2 separate regions of the Mus musculus genome follow, and region 2 is linked to region 1. Evidence: chromatin loops called from intact Hi-C (ENCODE). Cell type or tissue: left cerebral cortex. All regions are shown on one strand. Each heading gives the region's core, and the rest is flanking DNA. Links, peaks and the distances in the headings are about the cores only. Region 1 has its middle 32 kb from the start of n-TVcac3. Region 2 overlaps Pdzph1 (PDZ and pleckstrin homology domains 1).

Evidence for each region. A loop is a pair of places that touch in the nucleus more often than their neighbours do. Peaks named below come from ENCODE experiments on the same cell type or tissue, not always from the same donor. Only the 100,000 strongest peaks of a DNase experiment are listed, where the experiment ranks them.
Region 2: it touches region 1 in a loop (3-fold over the local background); 6 of 42 quality-filtered maps call a loop at or near these places.

What each region holds. Positions count from the first base shown.
Region 1 is chr17:59,096,151-59,105,120 of GRCm38, reverse strand. No RefSeq gene overlaps it. Among named protein-coding and RNA genes, the nearest start is that of n-TVcac3, 32 kb to the right of the region's middle. In left cerebral cortex, for the core only: a CTCF peak has its summit at 5,543 (motif pointing right); a DNase peak (open chromatin) is centred at 5,531.
Region 2 is chr17:58,954,626-58,963,595 of GRCm38, reverse strand. All of the region lies in intron 4 of Pdzph1 (PDZ and pleckstrin homology domains 1), which reads left to right. Among named protein-coding and RNA genes, the nearest start is that of Gm33751, 15 kb to the right of the region's middle. In left cerebral cortex, for the core only: a CTCF peak has its summit at 3,500 (motif pointing left); DNase peaks (open chromatin) are centred at 3,510, 5,342 and 5,649.

The DNA of each region.
Region 1 (8,970 bases), core at 609-8,608:
AATTATATATATATTTAATTAATGAATTATTTTTACCACTTGGGGTGACAGTACTTCCCACAAAAGCCATATACTATTAAAAACAAAAACAAAGTAATTTCAGGCACTGGAAACTGTCTTTTGAATTGTTGGTCAGGGAAGATTAAAAGACCCTCAAGCCAATCTAAACTATTACATTTGCCCTTCATTGCCACACAGAAATTAAAGGTAAGGCCCTATCACTAAGTTCTTCTTACAGAGGACTTGAGGAATCAAGCTGAAATGGAGAAAGAAGCTTCAGTTGAGGAAATGCCTCCATGAGATACAACTGTAAGGCATTTTCTCAATTAATGATCAAGGGGGAAAGGCCCCTTGTGGGTGGGACCATCTCTGGGCTGGTAGTCTTAGTTCTATAAGAGAGCAGGCTGAGCAAGCCAGGGGAAGCAAGCCAGTAAATAAGATCCCTCCATGGCTTCTGCATCAGCTCCTGCTTTCTGACCTGCTTGAGTTCCAGTCCTGACTTCCTTTGATGATGAACAGCAGTATGGAAGTATAAGCTGAATAAACCCTTTCCTCCCCAACTTGCTTCTTGGTCATGGTGTTTGTGCAGGCATAGAAACCCTGACTAAGACAAATTGGTTCCAGCATCGTGGGGTATTCCTGTGACAACCTGACCATGTTTTGGGGAGGACTGTGGAAGGACTTTGGAATTTTGGGCTTGAAGATCCATTCGTTGTTAAGAGTTCTGTCAGATGTTGTGTAAGAGCTTGGAAGATAATGTTGAGAACAGTGCAGAAGATGGAGGTCTGGTTTGTAAAATTTCAGAGGGAAATGTAATGACTCTTTTCAGGGCCATTGCTAGTTTGATTGTGAAGATTCTGTAGTTCTGGTTAGCTGGGGCTGAAAAATCAGCTGTGATTAACAAGATACCAGAAATACTAAACCAAAAACTTTGCATTGCTGGGACTATTGATGCTGGTTAGATGGAGCTAAAAAATTAGCGGTGATTAAGAAGAGACCAGCACTGGAAAGGCCCATTGGACACACAAACTGTATATGCCTCAGGACAGGGGAATGCCAGGGCCAAAAATTGGGAATGGGTAGGTAGGGAAGTGGTGGGGAGGGTATGGGGGACTTTTGGGATAGCATTCTAAATGTAATTGAGGAAAACACGTAATAGTAAAAAAATATTAATAAATAAATAAATAAATAAATAAATAAATTGTTTTTAGTAAAATATATACAAAATTAAAAATAAATGCATGGAATAAAAAGTGAAAAAAAGAAAAAAAGAAGAGACCAGCATCACTGAGGTGACATCTTCTGGGAAGTGTTTTCTGAGAGCACAGAGGCTGTGTTCCAGAGATACCCAAGGTTATACCTTGTGCTGTGCATGGAGTTGGTAATGTGTAAGAGTAACCCAGGTGGTACTGTTTTTGAAGGCATGAAGGGGTCATGCAGAGCAGCTGAGGCTTGGCATTATGAAAGGCCATGGAAGGCCATTGGTGAAGGTGCAGCCTCAGTAGCAATTGATGGCCCAGGACTGAAGGGGTCATGCAGTGTTTTGGAGATGCCAGTACCATGAGATGACCACCAAGAGCAGCAGCAGTGGAGTACAGGCATCTGGAGTCTAGAGGATTACACGTGTGCTACAAAGGGCATGGCTGGAGAAGTGACCCAAGCCCTTGGAGGAGCCCAGAAGATCGTGAGTTGGATCCCAGACATTGGATGGTTGGAGATTGACTTTTGCTTTTGATTGTGACTGTACCCTGATATTTTCCCTCTTGAAGGAAGAAACTATTTTAGTGGAGCCCACAGTTAAGAGACTTTTAACTGTAAAAAGACTTTGGATTTTAAAAGAGATGGATATTTTAAAGAGATTGAAAATTTAAGAATATGTAAAGACTGTGGGATGTTTAAAGTTATTTAGATCTTGGGGATGAATAACAATGTAAGGGCTGAGGCTTACTAGTGATGTGTTTGTGTGTCAAGTTGACAAGGGGTCAATTGTACTGGCTAGTTTTGTGTCAACTTGACACAGCTGGAGTTATCACAGAGAGAGGAGCTTCAGTTGAGGAAATGCCTCCATGAGATACAACTGTAAGGCATTTTTCTCAATTAGTGATCAAGGGGGAAAGGCCCCTTGTGGGTGGGACCATCTCTGGGCTGGTAGTCTTGGTTCTATAAGAGAGCAGGCTGAGCAAGCCAGGGGAAGCAAGCCAGTAAAGAACATCCCTCCATGACCTCTGCTCAGCTCCTGCTTTCTGACCTGCTTGAGTTCCAGTTCTGACTTCCTTTGCTGACGAACAGAAGTATGGAAGTGTAAGCTGAATAAACCCTTTCCTCCCCAACTTGCTTCTTGGTCATGGTGTTTGTGCAGAAATAGAAACCCTGACTAAGACAAATGTGGAAACTTCTGTCCTGGGGACTAGCTGTCACAGTACCAGAAGGAGTTATATAAGCTGACAACGTAAAGAAAGCAATCAGTACTCTTATTTGTATATAATGTCTACAAATCATGACAATAACCAGATTTGCAAGATATTCTGAAAAGGGCAACAGCGGCACTTATATCCATGGGGTAAGCAACAGTGATCGAATTAGACTTAAAGCCTGCCCAATTGGACATAATGAGTGCCTGACTGTGATGCTAACCCACTACCAGTGGCTCTTAGATGAAAACTTACTACTGGCACTTCTCTAAACAAATAGCATAATCTAAGAACCTTTGAAATATTTATCCTTATACCCACCTATAAATGTATCTCTCATGCTTCACCAAATCAGTTTCTTTTTGCAGCAGACAAAATCCGTTATAGAAAGTCACAACTTGTCAAAATGCAGACAGCAACTGACTACTGGGTGCACAGCTAAAACTGATACATCTGCAACACAACTGTTGTACTAAGGCCAGCAGGGCATTGCAGAAGTGGGGGGGAATGGACTTGGCAATAATCTTTTCTCCGTATGGTAGGGAAGCTGTACCCATAAAATTACAATAATATAGTTGGCAGCCTAATACATCACTGGACAATGTCAGTATCTATTGACATGACAATGTGGATATGGGAATTTTCATAATGCCCTTCTCACAGAAGAAGGGGTACAGGTAATTAATAGTGGAAAACCAGTCTTATCTGGGGACAAGTCTCCATAGGTTATCTGACCCCAAATAGTCAATGCTAAATATATACACCCATGAGCAACAGTATTGAATTCAATAATTTGTACTTTAAGCTTTATATTTATATGTATATAGCAATTAAGGAATAAGAGGCCATGAATTTTATAAGTAGCAGCAGGGCATGCAGAGTAGTTAAGGGAGGAAGGATAAATGATGTAAGAAATTCTCAAAAACAAAAGAATAAACTTTTTAAGAGAAGAGTACTTTATATGAAGCCAGCTTAGTACATGGCATGCATGATTTTATAAAGCAACTACTGATAATATCAGTGGCCTCTTGGAACAATAAATATATAAGTTGCAGATCCATGAAGCCTCCCCTTAGCCTTCTAATCCAGCACCTGAATCTGCATCTCCTTGAATCCTGCATCACACTGCATCAGGACCGCTCACACAGCACCTGTGATATATGTTTTTACAAAAATAATTCTAGAGAAAATATCATCCACATTAAAATAGAAGAAACATTAGAATATTTGAAATTATTCAATAAAGGCCATGGCCATATCATTTATATTTTTATTTATTTCATACCATTTATAATTTTAAAATCTCTTCCCAAGGGAATAACAAAGTTTGATACTGCTAGAACAAATGCAAAAAGCAAAATGCTTTAGCCATCATGGTGTTAAATCTTTCATTGTAAGGCCTTAGTTCATGAATATTTTATTTATTAATATATACACCAAAGAAGTAATTTACATATGCATGTATGAATTCATAGCAACATGACTTGTTCTTTTATGCAAAATAAGCTTGTACCTTATTTATCAGCATTTAAATGCCTATAATAAACACTAAGGTCATTTGTAATAAGACGTGTATTTCTCAAAACCATGAAATTCATTGGCTGTGCTTGGCAGCATGTTTATAGCCCTTCAATAAGCACCTGGGTTTCATATAAAGTTATTTAGTTTTTATTTATCCTTCCCACTCTTATAATAATATGTTAAATTTTCATTGCTACCGAAAGAAAAAGATGGATAAACCTAGCTTACAAATTACAAAGTGCATGTGAAGGGTTTAGAACAGTGCCTAGCCCCTTTGAGGACTATAGTTGTATGAAACACAACTTTATCTACATTTGCCTAAGGGACTAGAATGAGATTATTTAAAGGACATCATCTTACTTGATGAAGCTAAGTGACAATGAAAGACTCTTTCAGACCTTATTTTAAAAAAGTGATCAGGAACGGACATTAGCAAGTCATCACCTGAATGCAAATTCTTTTTTATTTTTTATTTTTTTTAGAATTAATTTTTTTATTAGGTGTTTTCCTCATTTACATTTCCAATGCTATACCAAAAGTCCCCCATACCCACCCACTCCCACTCCCCTACCCACCCACTCCCCCTTTTTGGCCCTGGCATTCCCCTGTACTGGGGCATATAAAGTTTGCCTGTCCAATGGGCCTCTCTTTCCAGTGATGGCCGACTAGGCCATCTTTTGATACATATGCAGCTAGAGTCAAGAGCTCTGGGGTACTGGTTAGTTCATAATGTTGTTCCACCTATAGGGTTGCAGATCCCTTTAGCTCCTTGGGTACTTTCTCTAGCTCCTCCATTGGGGGCTCTGTGATCCATCCAATAGCTGACTGTGAGCATCCACTTCTGTGTTTGCTAGGCCCCGGCATTGTCTCACAATGGACAGCTATATCTGGGTCCTTTCATCAAAATCTTGCTAGTGTGTGCAATGGTGTCAGCGTTTGGAAGCTGATTATGGGATGGATCCCTGGATATGGCAGTCTTTAGATGGCCCATCCTTTCGTCACAGCTCCAAACTTTATCTCTGTAACTCTTTCCGTGGGTGTTTTGTTCCCAATTCTAAGAAGGGGCACAGTGTCCACATTTTCCTGGAGGGCATCATCCTGAGTGAGGTAACACAATCACAAAGGAACTCACACAATATGTACTCGCTGATAAGTGGATATTAGCCCAAAAACTTAGGATACCCAAGATATAAGATACAATTTGTTAAATGCAAATTCTTTCCTGCCTCAGCCATCCAAGCTCCAGAACACCTTGCTCGGCACTGCTTCAAACAGAAGTCTTACTTTCATTCAAACAAAATAAAAATGGGTTTTACACAAAAATTAATATTCACAAGTTACTGAGTCTGATTTACTCCTAATGTCTCAACACTAGAAACAACCAAGTCTCTTCATCTCTAGAACAAAATGCCTGACTATTAGTCAGCAATAAAATAAGTCATGATGAATATAACAATGATGTGCCTTGAATGTTTTGCACCAGTAACAGAACAGGCGGCTTGGTATTCTATTTTATCATCTATATGGCATTATCATAAGTAGAAACCTCTAAAGACAGAACATAAATCAGAGGTTGCCAGAAACTGCACGGACGAAATCCACAAGGGGGCGCCAAGAAGTTCAGAGGGATGTCTTGATTGGATGTTTTGTTTTTTTCCCATCTTCTGTGGTGCTGCTAAAAGGCCCTGCAAATGTTTTAACATTCGTGGAACTAAATGCTAAATATTGAGAAGCTTTTTGCTTATTACTTTCAAATAATAAAAGGTAGAAATAAATTAGAAGGAAAGAAAAATATTGAACAAAATACTAGGAATGTTATCTTTGAAAGGTAATTTTAAGATATAGATCCCAGGATTCCCTGAAACATAACAAAATTAAAAAGCAAAGTAACATAACAAATGTTAAATTTTCTTATTCAGGAAGGACTTCAGGAAGTACAGACCTGCAACTAAAGAACTGAAAGGCCCACATGTTCTTGACAATTTATACTATAATCACTAAGATCTACTCTTGTGAAATGACTGGATTTCCAAGGAGAAAGCATCCTCTTTGAGCATTTTTAATATAGAGTATGCAACTTAAAAGGAAATAAAGTTGGGTTCTCATCATATTTAACAAATACTGAGATTAGATTGCAAGGAAATAACATATGTTAGAGTTTAGAGACAGAATATATATGTGTATATATGTATATATACACATATATATAATTTTATATCCAGCAAATCTGCATCTTCAATTCAAAAAGAATAACACAACCAATTTACTATTAACACAAAAGAAATCACGGCACTCTTACTAACATTTTCTTAGGAATCTAGTAGATAAAGAAATTTAACAATAAAGATTAGTGGTGCAGGGCAGTGGTGACACAGGCCTTTAATCCCATCACTTGGGAGGCAGAGGTAGGTGGATTTCTGAGTTCAAGGCCAGCTTGGTCTACAAAGTGAGTTCCAGGACAGTCAGAGCTATATAGAGAAACCATGTCTCAAAAAACAAACAAACAAACAAACAAACAAACAAAAAGATTAATAGCAAAACATGAAAATAAGCATCTATGGTGAGTATTATAGTCATAATTACATTTAAACATAAAACTAAATGAGAGTTTAAAAGGAAAAGAATAGGTAACAATTATAGACTCAAGTCTTGTCAAGTTATAGATGCAGCAATTACATCCACTCTAAAATTACATCGATGATGCCTCTATTAGTATTGTTATTCTGAGTATTTTATATATAATAAAGACATGAAAAAATAAATTATGGAATACATGTATTTCTATCACAATTTCTGGTATTGACATTTAAACAATGTAACTGTATAGAAGCTGAATTCAAAACATTTACTTTTTAATAGTAATTTCTTAAACATTATTATTACCCCATGAAGTATATTAACTTTTTATATGTATGCATTTAATGATATATGTGGATATATGTGGTTCTTTCTGCATATTAAATGAACATTAGTAATAACTGTCTTTTCATCCATGTTCACTGTTGAATTCGTCACAGTATCAAGACAATAGAATCAGTCTAGGTGTTTATCAACAAATGACTAGATAATGATAAAAAGTTCTGGAATTTTATTGATAAAAAATTATAAGATTTATAAGAAAATTGATGTAATCAATCATAAAGGTCAAATTTTTTATAATAAGGACTGAAATTGGATTCTTTGAAGAAAGTTTGATTCCAGAAAAGAACCAAAATATACACAAGAATCTCTCTCTCTCTCTCTCTATCTCTATCTCTCTCTCTCTCTCTCTCTTTCTCTCTCCCCCCCCTCTCCCTCTGTGTGTGTGTCCCTTTCTTACACACACACACACACACACACACACACACACACACACCACAGTAAAAAATGTTCAAATTTAACATCCGTAGAATAAATTCACATTTAAAACCACTCCTGGCTATAGATAGCTACCATCAAGTGAACAAAATGACAAAATAAAATGTTGGAAAGGGTGGGTGGAGATAGCAACCTTTATCTCCTCTTGGTAGGGGGACGTAAACTGGCACAGCCTTAATTGAAATCACAATGGAGACCTTTTTTTTTTCTAGATGTATTTATTTCATTTATATGAGTACACTGTAGCTGTCAGACACACCAGAAGAGGGCATCAGATCTCATTACAGATGGTTGTGAACCGCCATGTGGTTGCTAGAGATTGAACTCGTGACCTCTAAAAGAGCAGTGAGTGCTCTTAACCACTGAGCCATCTCTCCAGCCTTATATGGAGACTTCTTTAAAAAAAATAGATCTGCTACCCATACAGCTACTCTCCTCCTAGACATATAACCAAGGTGCTGCACATCTCACCCCAGAGACATATTTCCATGCATGTTCACTGCTGCATTCTTCACAGCATCTAGAAAATAGAATCAGTCGAAATGTTTATCAACAACTGAATAGATAATGATGAAAGGCTCTGGAATTGTATTGGTAAAGAGTTATAAAATTAGTAAGCAAATGAATCTAACCAGGAAATATTGTACCAGATTACGTGGGCTCATAAAGACAAACACTGCATGTTCTCTTTAGGATGCAAATATTATTTCCCAATTTGAATGTCTCTGTATTTGTGCAGGAATGAGTATTTGTGGAGGCCAGGAAATTAGAAAGAGGCCCATGAAAGGGAGAAGATGAGGCTATGAAAGAAAATGTTAGTGAGAGTAATAAAGCATCTCTGATAGAAAACTGACAGGGAAAATACTAAAAGTGTAAGGGTGTAAGAAAAAATGCATGACAGAGGGTGGGTAGTGTCAAAGAGGAGAAACACACTATGTGAAGATGCTATGACAGCACCCGCTACCTTGTCAACTAATGAAGGCAAACAAAAGCCATAGTTTTGAATCTATTAGACCTGAGCATTAATTTAATTAATAATAAAGATTTAACGAAACTCTCAAGAAACTTAGGTACTGTCCCACAAATGCTTTCTTTGCATGGAAATCTGTCACAGCATACAGAATGTTTTATAATTTTAATTAATGTATTTACTTTTTCTTTACATGTGTGAGTGTTTTGTCTGCATGTATGTTAGAGTACCATGTGCATGCTGAGGAGGTCAGGAGACAGCATTGTAGTCCCTAAAACTGAAATGAACAACCATGTGGGTGCTGGAAACCTGACTCAGGTTCTCTGTAAGAGCAGCCCTTGCTGTTAGGCATTGAGCCTTGCCTCCAGCCAGACACAGAGTGAGTTAAGAACCTTGCCTCCAGCCACACACAGAGTGAGTGAAGAAGCTGCCTGGACTTTTGGTCTTAATGACTTTCATATTTTCTTTTATTTTGCTGAGTTCTGACTGAATTCCTTTGTTTGATATTAGTAATTACTAGCTGAACCTTAATCTATTGCCAGTCTACATTATAGTTCATTTCTCAAATGTTTTCTGTAGACTATCTCCAATTGACACTTTTCTAGCAATTTTTCCCACTGGTGAATTAAATTAATTTTAATTCTTCAAAAATAATAATTACCCTCCTTAAAGTCCTTAATTCCCTTGAGCTTTTATGAATTTTGATCATTA
Region 2 (8,970 bases), core at 438-8,437, 140 kb after region 1:
CTTGATAAAGGGTGAGGACTACACTCATCTGTGACTATAAATAAAGACAAAGACTTATAACATAGTTGAGACTATTCAGACACACCAGAAGAGGGCATCAGATCTCATTACGGATGGTTGTGAGCCACCATGTGGTTGCTGGGATTTAAACTCAGGACCTTTGGAAGAGCAGTCAGTGCTCTTACCCGCTGATCCATCTTGTCAGCCCGTCTTCCAACTTCTATGACTTCACTTCCTCTGAGTAGTTGTGGGTGCTCCAGTACCAGGCATAGTTTCCTTCCTGTTGAGAGTGTCTTAACTCTGATCTGAGACCTGGTTACCATGAAAGTATATGTGCCACTACTGAGCCCTTAAATTATTGTGCCATGTAGGTTATTGTTGTGATTCATAGGCATCATATCTAGATAAGATTGTTGGTGGCATCCCTCCGTTAGAACCTTAGATTATGCTTTCTGATACCACGAAAGCCATTGTCTTGGAGGAGGTGTTCAGGTCAGTTCCAATTCTGGGACTTGTGTCTGAACACATAGGTCTTCAGCACTAGGGGCTTACCTTCCACATCCAGGAGCCAACCAAGGGTAGTAGCAAAAGTCTGTAATATTTTGAGAATCTCTTGGACAAACCTACCCAACAACTTAAAGGAGGGCTTCACATGCCTGGTGTTGTGGGTTTTGTTTTGGATTTTGGATTTTGGAGGGAGGAGTTTTCAGGCCAGATGAGAAATATTCTTCTACTTTCTTTCTTTTACTTCTTTTCCCTCCCTCAACTCCTTCCAGTTCTTCCCTACCACCTCTCCCACCCACAACTATTCCCATCTATTCTAGAAAAAAAAAACCAGGCTTCTAAGAAATATTAATAAAATATAATATACTATAACACGATTAAACAAAATGAACACATCAAAGTTGGACAAGACAAACAGAAGGAAAAGAACCCAAGAAAAGCCAAAAATCAGACACTCATTTGCATACTCAGGAATCCTATAAAAACACTAAACTGGAAGCCATAACATATACACAGAGTACCTGGTGCAGACCCCTACAAATGCTGTGCAATCTGCTTCAGTCTTTATGAGTTTATATGAGCTTTGATGGTGTTGATTTATTGAGCCTTGTTTTCTTGCAGTCTTCCATCCTCTCTGGCTCCTATGTTCGTTCTGCCTTCTCTCCCACAGTGTTCCCCAAGCACTGAGGAATGGGATTTGATAGGGAAATTCATTTAGAGCTGTGTGTTCCAAGGTCTTATATTCTCTGTGTATCTGTCTGTGCTTCTATTTGTTCCCAACCCATTTTCTGCAGAAGGAAGCTTCTTTGCTGATGATTAAGCAAGGCACTGATCTATTGTAGAATATCATTAGGACTCATTTGAATATCATTAGGAGTCATTTTATTGCGACAGTTTTGACATTGCTGTTGTTGCTCTTCTGGTGTGTGTGTGTGTGTGTGTGTGTGTGTGTGTGTGTGTGTGTGTGTGTTTGGTTTTAATTCAGGTCCATGTGATATCTGGTTTCAGGATCTAGGTCTGCTAAGTAGCATCAGGTATGGGTTCCTGTTCATGGAGTGAGCCTTAATCAAATCAGATATTGGTTGGTTACTCCCACAAGCTTTGTGACATCATAACCCTAGCATATCTTCCAGACAGGACAGCATAATAGATCAAAGGTTTTATGGCGGCCTCAATGTTTATGTTTCTCTTTTGGTAATATAGAAGGCACATTACTGTAACAAAGATGCTGGAACATAGGGGTAACACATAGGCACCAACTCAACTGCTTCATGTTCAGTGATCTGTACAGGTGCTGTCTTCAGCCATAAGGCCTTGTTGTTAGTTGCGGAGAATAACAGTTTAGTCTTGGCAACAGTCTAGGTTATTTGGGGATTTCCATAGTGCCCCTATTGTGAACAATTCAGCTAGATGTAACCCAATTCTGGTACAAGACACTTCATTTGGTGATGAGAGTTGTCCACTTGGGGCTCTGTTACCCCCATAATTATGCAGCTTTATTTAGATTGCCTTCATATATTTTTAGTTATCTCTCTCTAAATTTTCTCCCTCATCCCTCTCTCCTCACCTCCTCCCTATTTGCCCCTATTATTCTGCCCCTGCATGCATCCATAATTATCTTTTCTATATCTGTTTCTCAACAAGATCTATCTGTACCCCACAGGCTCTTACTCTAACCCTGACCTCTGTAGCTCTATGGATTGAAGTTTTGTTATCATTGACATAACAGCTGATATCCACATATACGTGAACACATGCTGTTTGCCTTTCTAGTTCTAGGTTGTCTCAATCAGAATAACTTTCTTTTGTCCATTATTTATCTATGAAACACAGAGGCATGCTTGTGTTTTCTCAAAGCCATCGGCAACATTCCTCTACAGCAACTCATCTCAACAGCTAGAGAAGAAGCTGGTTTTCTTGTTTCTGAGGTTTCTCTTGGACCTTAAAACAAACTGTTTGTTTGTTTGTGCATGTGTGTGTATGCATGCGTCAGGAACGTTCATCTGCATTTTGTAGCTGCAGCCTGTATAAAATATCAAGTTATCCATTAGTCCACCAAGACAGTAACCAGCATTTATCCATCTGAAAGCAAAGAACCTGAGGGATGAACAATTTTCTTTCAATTGTAAAAAGAAGAGACAAAAATTTCCGTGTCGAAACATATAGTAAAGCATCTACTGCACATGAGAAAATTTTCAATTAAAGGTATTCTAAGGTAGACATAAAAGATATACAACTTTATAAATTCTGTTTGATGTCCCAATATATATGGTGATATATTTTTAATTTATTCTCTAATACAATACATCCCAATGGCAGTGACCCTGCCTCCATTCTTCCAGTCCCCCTGCTTCCCCCTCCAGGTCTATTGCTTCTTCATTTCTCTTCAGAAAAGAGCAGGCTATTCAGGAATATCCATGAACAACGCATCACAGGATGCAATTAGACGAGGCATAAACTCACATATCAAGACTGGATGAGGCAACCCAGTAGAAGAAATAGGATCCCAAGAGCAGGCAAAAGAGTCAGAGATTCCCCCACTTCTGTTGTTAGGAGTCTAACAAAAACATCAATCTAAACAACCATAGCTTGTCCGCATAGGGTCTTGCACAGACCCATGTAAACTCCATGGTTATCTCTTCAGTCGCTGTGAGTCCCGATGAGCTCTGTGTAGTTGATTCTATGAGCCATGCTCTCCTGTTATCCTCTACTCCTCTGTTTCCTACAATCTTTCCTCACCCTTTTCTATGGGATTTCCTAAGCTCTGCCTAATGATTTGAATGTGCTCTCTGTATCTAAACCCATTGGCTTCTGAAAGAAGCCTCTCTAATGATGATTGTAGTATGCAGTGATCCTTCGAATGTTATTAGGAATTTTTTCGTTTCATTGACTTTTTTTTTTTTTTTTAAGTCCTTTTTGGTTCTATCTTAGGTCTCAGAGCCAACCAGCTTCTGGATTCTGGCCATCCAGGCAGTGTGAGGCATGAGCTCCCTCTTGTGGCTTGGGCTGAAAGTTAGCTAGTCATTGGTTGGCCCCTCCTACAAGCTAGGAAGCACCAATGCACCAGTGTATCTTGTAGGCAGGACATAGGTTTTGAAGCTGGATTGGTGGCCCAGTGCTACCCCTGGGACCCTAGCCTGGTTACACACGAAGAACAGCTCAAGTTTCATACCCTCTGTTACTAGAAACTCTCACTGGCATCACCAGCATAGGGCCCAGGATGTTTCCACTGCACTAGGTTTCAGTATTGCCCCTTAAGTACCCATCTATTCCAGTTGTCGCTCCCTGTACTCTCTTCAAGTTGACTTTATCTGTATCCTCAAAACTTTATGAATTCTTCACAGTGAAAACATTCAAAGTTCTTTCTTCTTGCTTTATATGCTACGTAACCCTTCTCACTAATTAACCATCTACACAATAGCATCTATAATACAAGTCTAATGAGAAATTTGCTGGCCTTTAAATGTCATAGAGATGGGTCTGGTTCTTCCTCATTCCTTGGGTTCTTCAGTGATATAGATTCTTAATAAGGGTCTATTTCATTCATTGTAATGGCAAATCCTTCCCTAACTGGTCTTAGACATTCATGTCTGCTTTGCACTTTTTGAAATAAGAAAGAGTCACATGTATGCCAGGGCCAGCTCATAGCTGTTCACAAAGTCAGCTGTGCAGGTCCTCTACACCAGAGCTCAGTGACAACGGATTGTTAGCTTGATGCTGGCTATGGTGGGGATATTTATACAAAGAAAACTGTCAAGCACAGCAAAATGAGGGATTATTTTTTCAATTTGGAAAGATATTTAAAACATTTACCAATAGTCCACTTGAAATAACACAAGATCGGCAGTAATGCTAATGTAAATTCAAACGGAATGCCCAAACATACTTTTAATTAAACAATGATTGTGTTGTCTTTGGGGTAAATTAGGTTTTAAATAAAAAACTTATCCTAACAATTTGGTTCATGTTAGATACAAGAACAAGAGTCTGCCACTTCTCTTTCAGTTTATACAAGCCACACACACACAGTGAAGTCATGTTACATTTCTTGAGAAAACTTTTCAGTACAGCCTGTAATTCACTCAGAGCTGCATGGGTTGGTATTGTTTAATGTGTAGTTTGAATTTTTTTCTCATTTATAGAGTCAGGACATTCTACTAATACATGACCTAAATCCTGATGGCTCTATTGAGCATCATTACCTCTGGCATTTTCCCTCTATTAATCTCAGTCATCTCTGACTTCCTACCTAATAACTGGAAAAGACATTAAGAGTGACATGTTTATGTGTGTCGACACAGTTGATCAATCCATCTGACTGTGGGGAATGCTGACTAAGGTATAGTAGGTAAATAACTTGAAGGCCAGTAATGGCAGTGGGAAGGGACGGAAAAATGGGCCTTTGATTTTTATAATCATAAATGGCCCCTGGATCACAAACAGATGTAGTAGGAATTTGTGGTTAATCATGTGAATATAGCTCTTTGCATCTCCCGTGTTTCATTTAGCTAACAAAAATATTATGGTAATGAATTTTGTAAATATTAGTTGCCAGAAAGGAAGGAAGGAAGGAAGGAAGGAAGGAAGGAAGGAAGGAAGGAAGGGAAGGAAGGAAGGAAGGAAGGAAGGAAGGAAGGAAGGAAGGAAGGAAGGAAGGAGTGTGTGTGGGTAGAAGAGAGAGAGAAGAGAGAGACAAGAGGGAGGAGGGGGGAGGAGGAAGCAATGGATGGAGTGAGAAAAGCAAAGGAACTCATTCTAATTCCTTATAACAGCTAAGCAGACTGGAGAGCAGCTGAGAGGACAGGAGTTATCACAAGGGATCCAGGTTTAGTTTCCAGGACCTACAAGATGATTCACAACCATCTAAAACTCCCCTGGGATCCACTACCCTCTTCTGACCTCTGTGGGTACTAGACATGCCCATGGTGTATAAACATACATGCATGAAAAACACTCCTACACATAAAATAAAATATGTTTATCTAAAATAAACTAAAATCACACATATCTATCTAAAAGTTTTAAATAGTAAGACATAAGGATTGTGGTGACCCTACTTGATGTCAGGTGGTTCTATTCTAAGCCACTCATGATTCATTTTCTTGTTGACATTATTCCCAGTAGAATTATGAGCTTTGTCGCTGTACTTCCAACCTCATTTTGCTAGTCAGAGCCTCCTACAGAGGATAAGTGACATGATCCAAGTCACTCAGCTATATATAATTAGTCTTAGTTTCAACTTCAGACAGTCTAACTGGGATTCATGCTCCTACACAAAACAGCAATTACTGAATCTGTTGAACTCAAATAAGATCCTGGTCTTTTGGGGCTTTGCTGCTTCACATACCACCTCTCCATTTTCTTCAAATGATACAATAGAATGAAAGAAGTATAAGGATACCTAAGATACTCAGAGCTAACTAGTGCATGTTACGATTCTTTTCAAAAACTGTATTATTGTTGTTGTTGTTGTTAATGGGGCCAAAACGAAAGATAAAAATGTAAAGAGCATGCTTGACTTAAAATGCAATTTCAGTAATAGCAAAACATTTAAGAGCTCCTGTTTGAAATACTCATTTATTAACTATTAAATCTAGCAAACCTAATTTGGTAACAAACTTTATCTGACAAAGAGTTATTTGGGCTCTCCTGCTTAGACCAAGGTTCAACATGGAGCAGATGTTCAGACCTTTAACAGCTATAAATTTCCAGCAGGTGTGTGGCTTGCTGCTTCATTGGGTTTTAACACAAATTTTATGTCTCAGCTTATGTAAGTGTATGCTCATTAGCACTGTTCCGCTAACTGAATGAATGTAGAGCTACTCATCCACAGAGTCACATCTGTCTGTAAATAAGTGAGCTGTTTGAACAGTCCCATACATATTGATAAAAACAATGATCCACATAAAGACCTGCCCTCAGACCCTCACATGACAGGGGACAACTGCATATCCAATACAGGCATTTATTGTCAAAGGGAAAGCATTACAAGATAAACCAATTGTCCCAGAAATCTGTGTGAACTACAACAAACATTTTTAAAATAACTGAATTATTAATTATTAAGGTACAGATTATATTAAACAAATCTAAAAGTTTAGAAGGTCCTATTATAGCTTAAAAAAAACTACTACAACAAAATCTTTTATCTAACCTCAAAGCTCAGAAAGGCACATTAATAAATTATTGTGTAATTTTGTTTTACTTTTCCTATCCCAATCAAGTGTCACACACAGACTTACCTAAAAAGTGAAACTTTTTTTTTTTTTTTTTTTTTTTTTTACAAATTTTACAGTGTTTTGAAATATGCTATGTGGAAACAGGTATCCTATTGTGATTTATACTATTCATATTATTCTGCCCTAAACTTTTTATAATTTCAACCTAATAAGCACCATGTCCCATAAAGCTCTTATCATTTCCATTCCAGATTTATAACTGCCTATCAATGTCATATGTCCTCTCTTTTTCCATCCAAACATAACATAGTCTATCTACTCCATTAGCATGACATATGGAAGTATTGGCAGAATATTGTGGACTGCAGATTGCAGATTGGTGGGTCTTCAGAGTATTTGTATAGACATTACATGGTATCTGATAATAGGGTCTATATGAAAGCAAAAATTATTTTAGGATATATATCCTGCACATGATTTTGTACATTTTTTCTTACACCTACATTCCAATAGTGACCAAGCAGATGTGGTAATCTCATACTCTTGACATTATGCTGACATGCAAAAGGTGTTAAGTTTGTCATCCGTGATTTTTATGACAGTAGTGCTTCACTCCCTCCTGTGTATCCCTTCTCTTCCCCACCTGATTCTCTGAAGGGATTGTGAAGATACATTTCCTTTGATACATTTCCCCTCTCTCTGTAGCTAGCTGCCCCACTCTCTTCCTCTGAACTCTCACACTGCACCACAATGTTTTACCCATCATTGTATCCCCAATGTACATAAAATGAATCGCACCCACCTTATCAGAGAAGATCATTTATTTCAAATCAATTTGGTGAGTGAATGAATGTGCCCGAAACCACCCAAGCCATCAAATATCTATTGCAGTCTCACATAATTTAAGCAAATGTGCAAGATGGAAACCTATTGTTCATGTGTCTATGTGTCAGGACAATGACTAATAATTATTCTCTGCAGTCTGGCACTAAGAAACTGAAAGTGGGAATGCACAAGAACCATTAAGAGTGGGTCTCCAGAGAAAACCGAGAGAGCATTGGTGGGGCTGGTTGGAGGGAGTCAAGTGCGTTCTGTAATTGACCTACAGCAGAACTCTGCCTTGCTAGGTCAGGTATGGATGGATGATTTCTCCCAGAGACTTCCCGAGAAAGGCATAGGGACCATTACAGTGTATAAGGAGAAACAGAGAGGGGAGTAAGATGCTCTACTGCGCTTTCGGGAGCACTGCTGAAGCATACGCCTACAGTCTCAGGAAATAAGACAGGAGATCAGGACATTGGAAGGCCAGTCTTTGAAGAACAGAAGACGTATGTTCTTTAAGCCCCTCATTCCGAATACCATGTTTAAAATGCAAATAAATTATGCAGTTTTTTTTTTTTAAAATAACTTTTGGTTCTGAAGCTTGATTTTTTTTTCCAACTATGCCTGCATGAAAGACTGAAAGAAATAGAGTTGGGTTTTCTTCGAGTTTGAACTTTCTGACCAGGGTGCAAAGAAAGATGGAAGGTAATGTGGAAAGACAAGTTCATTTCTCTTAAAGACACAGAATTCCACACCACCAGGACATTCCTTTGTATATGGAAGGACAAATAAACAAAACTTCACACATCTCTTCCTATGCACTTCTCTCTATATTAGCCCCTGGTGAGAGTTCTAGAAATACACTTTCAGTACCTTCTTCAAGCACAAAGAGACCAATATGATTGTGTATCTGATAATCCTTGAACTTAATGTTTTCAAATGGATTCGAAACGCTGATTCCTAGTCTAACCTGGTTTCAACTTGACCTCTAAATAATGATATATAGTTTTTCAAAAGCAAATATTTATCTTTAACTGATGTGCTTGCAGTAATGTGTCCAGTGCACAGACTCCCCTGGCCCAGGCCCTGAAGCAGTATTTTGTATTTAGGTGTGCTTTTCTTTCTTGAAGATTTGTTTTATTTATGTGTGTGTGTGTGTGTGTGTGTGTGTGTGTGTGTGTGTGTGTGATGTTTGTTGGTATGGTTGTATGCCTATCAGTGCAGTGGCTGAAGTCAGAAGAGGATGACAGATCCCCAGAAGATAAAGTTACAAGCAGTTTTGAGCCACTAGTGTAGGTGCTCAGAACTGAACTTGGATCTTTGGATGAGCAGCAAGAACTCCTAATTGTTGAGCTTTCTCTATAGGCCTGGGGAATATTTGTTTTGATTATATTTTAAGAATATATAAATTATTTCCAAGAAAAATGCACAACCAACTTAGACACTTCTTTCTGTTCACAGATAA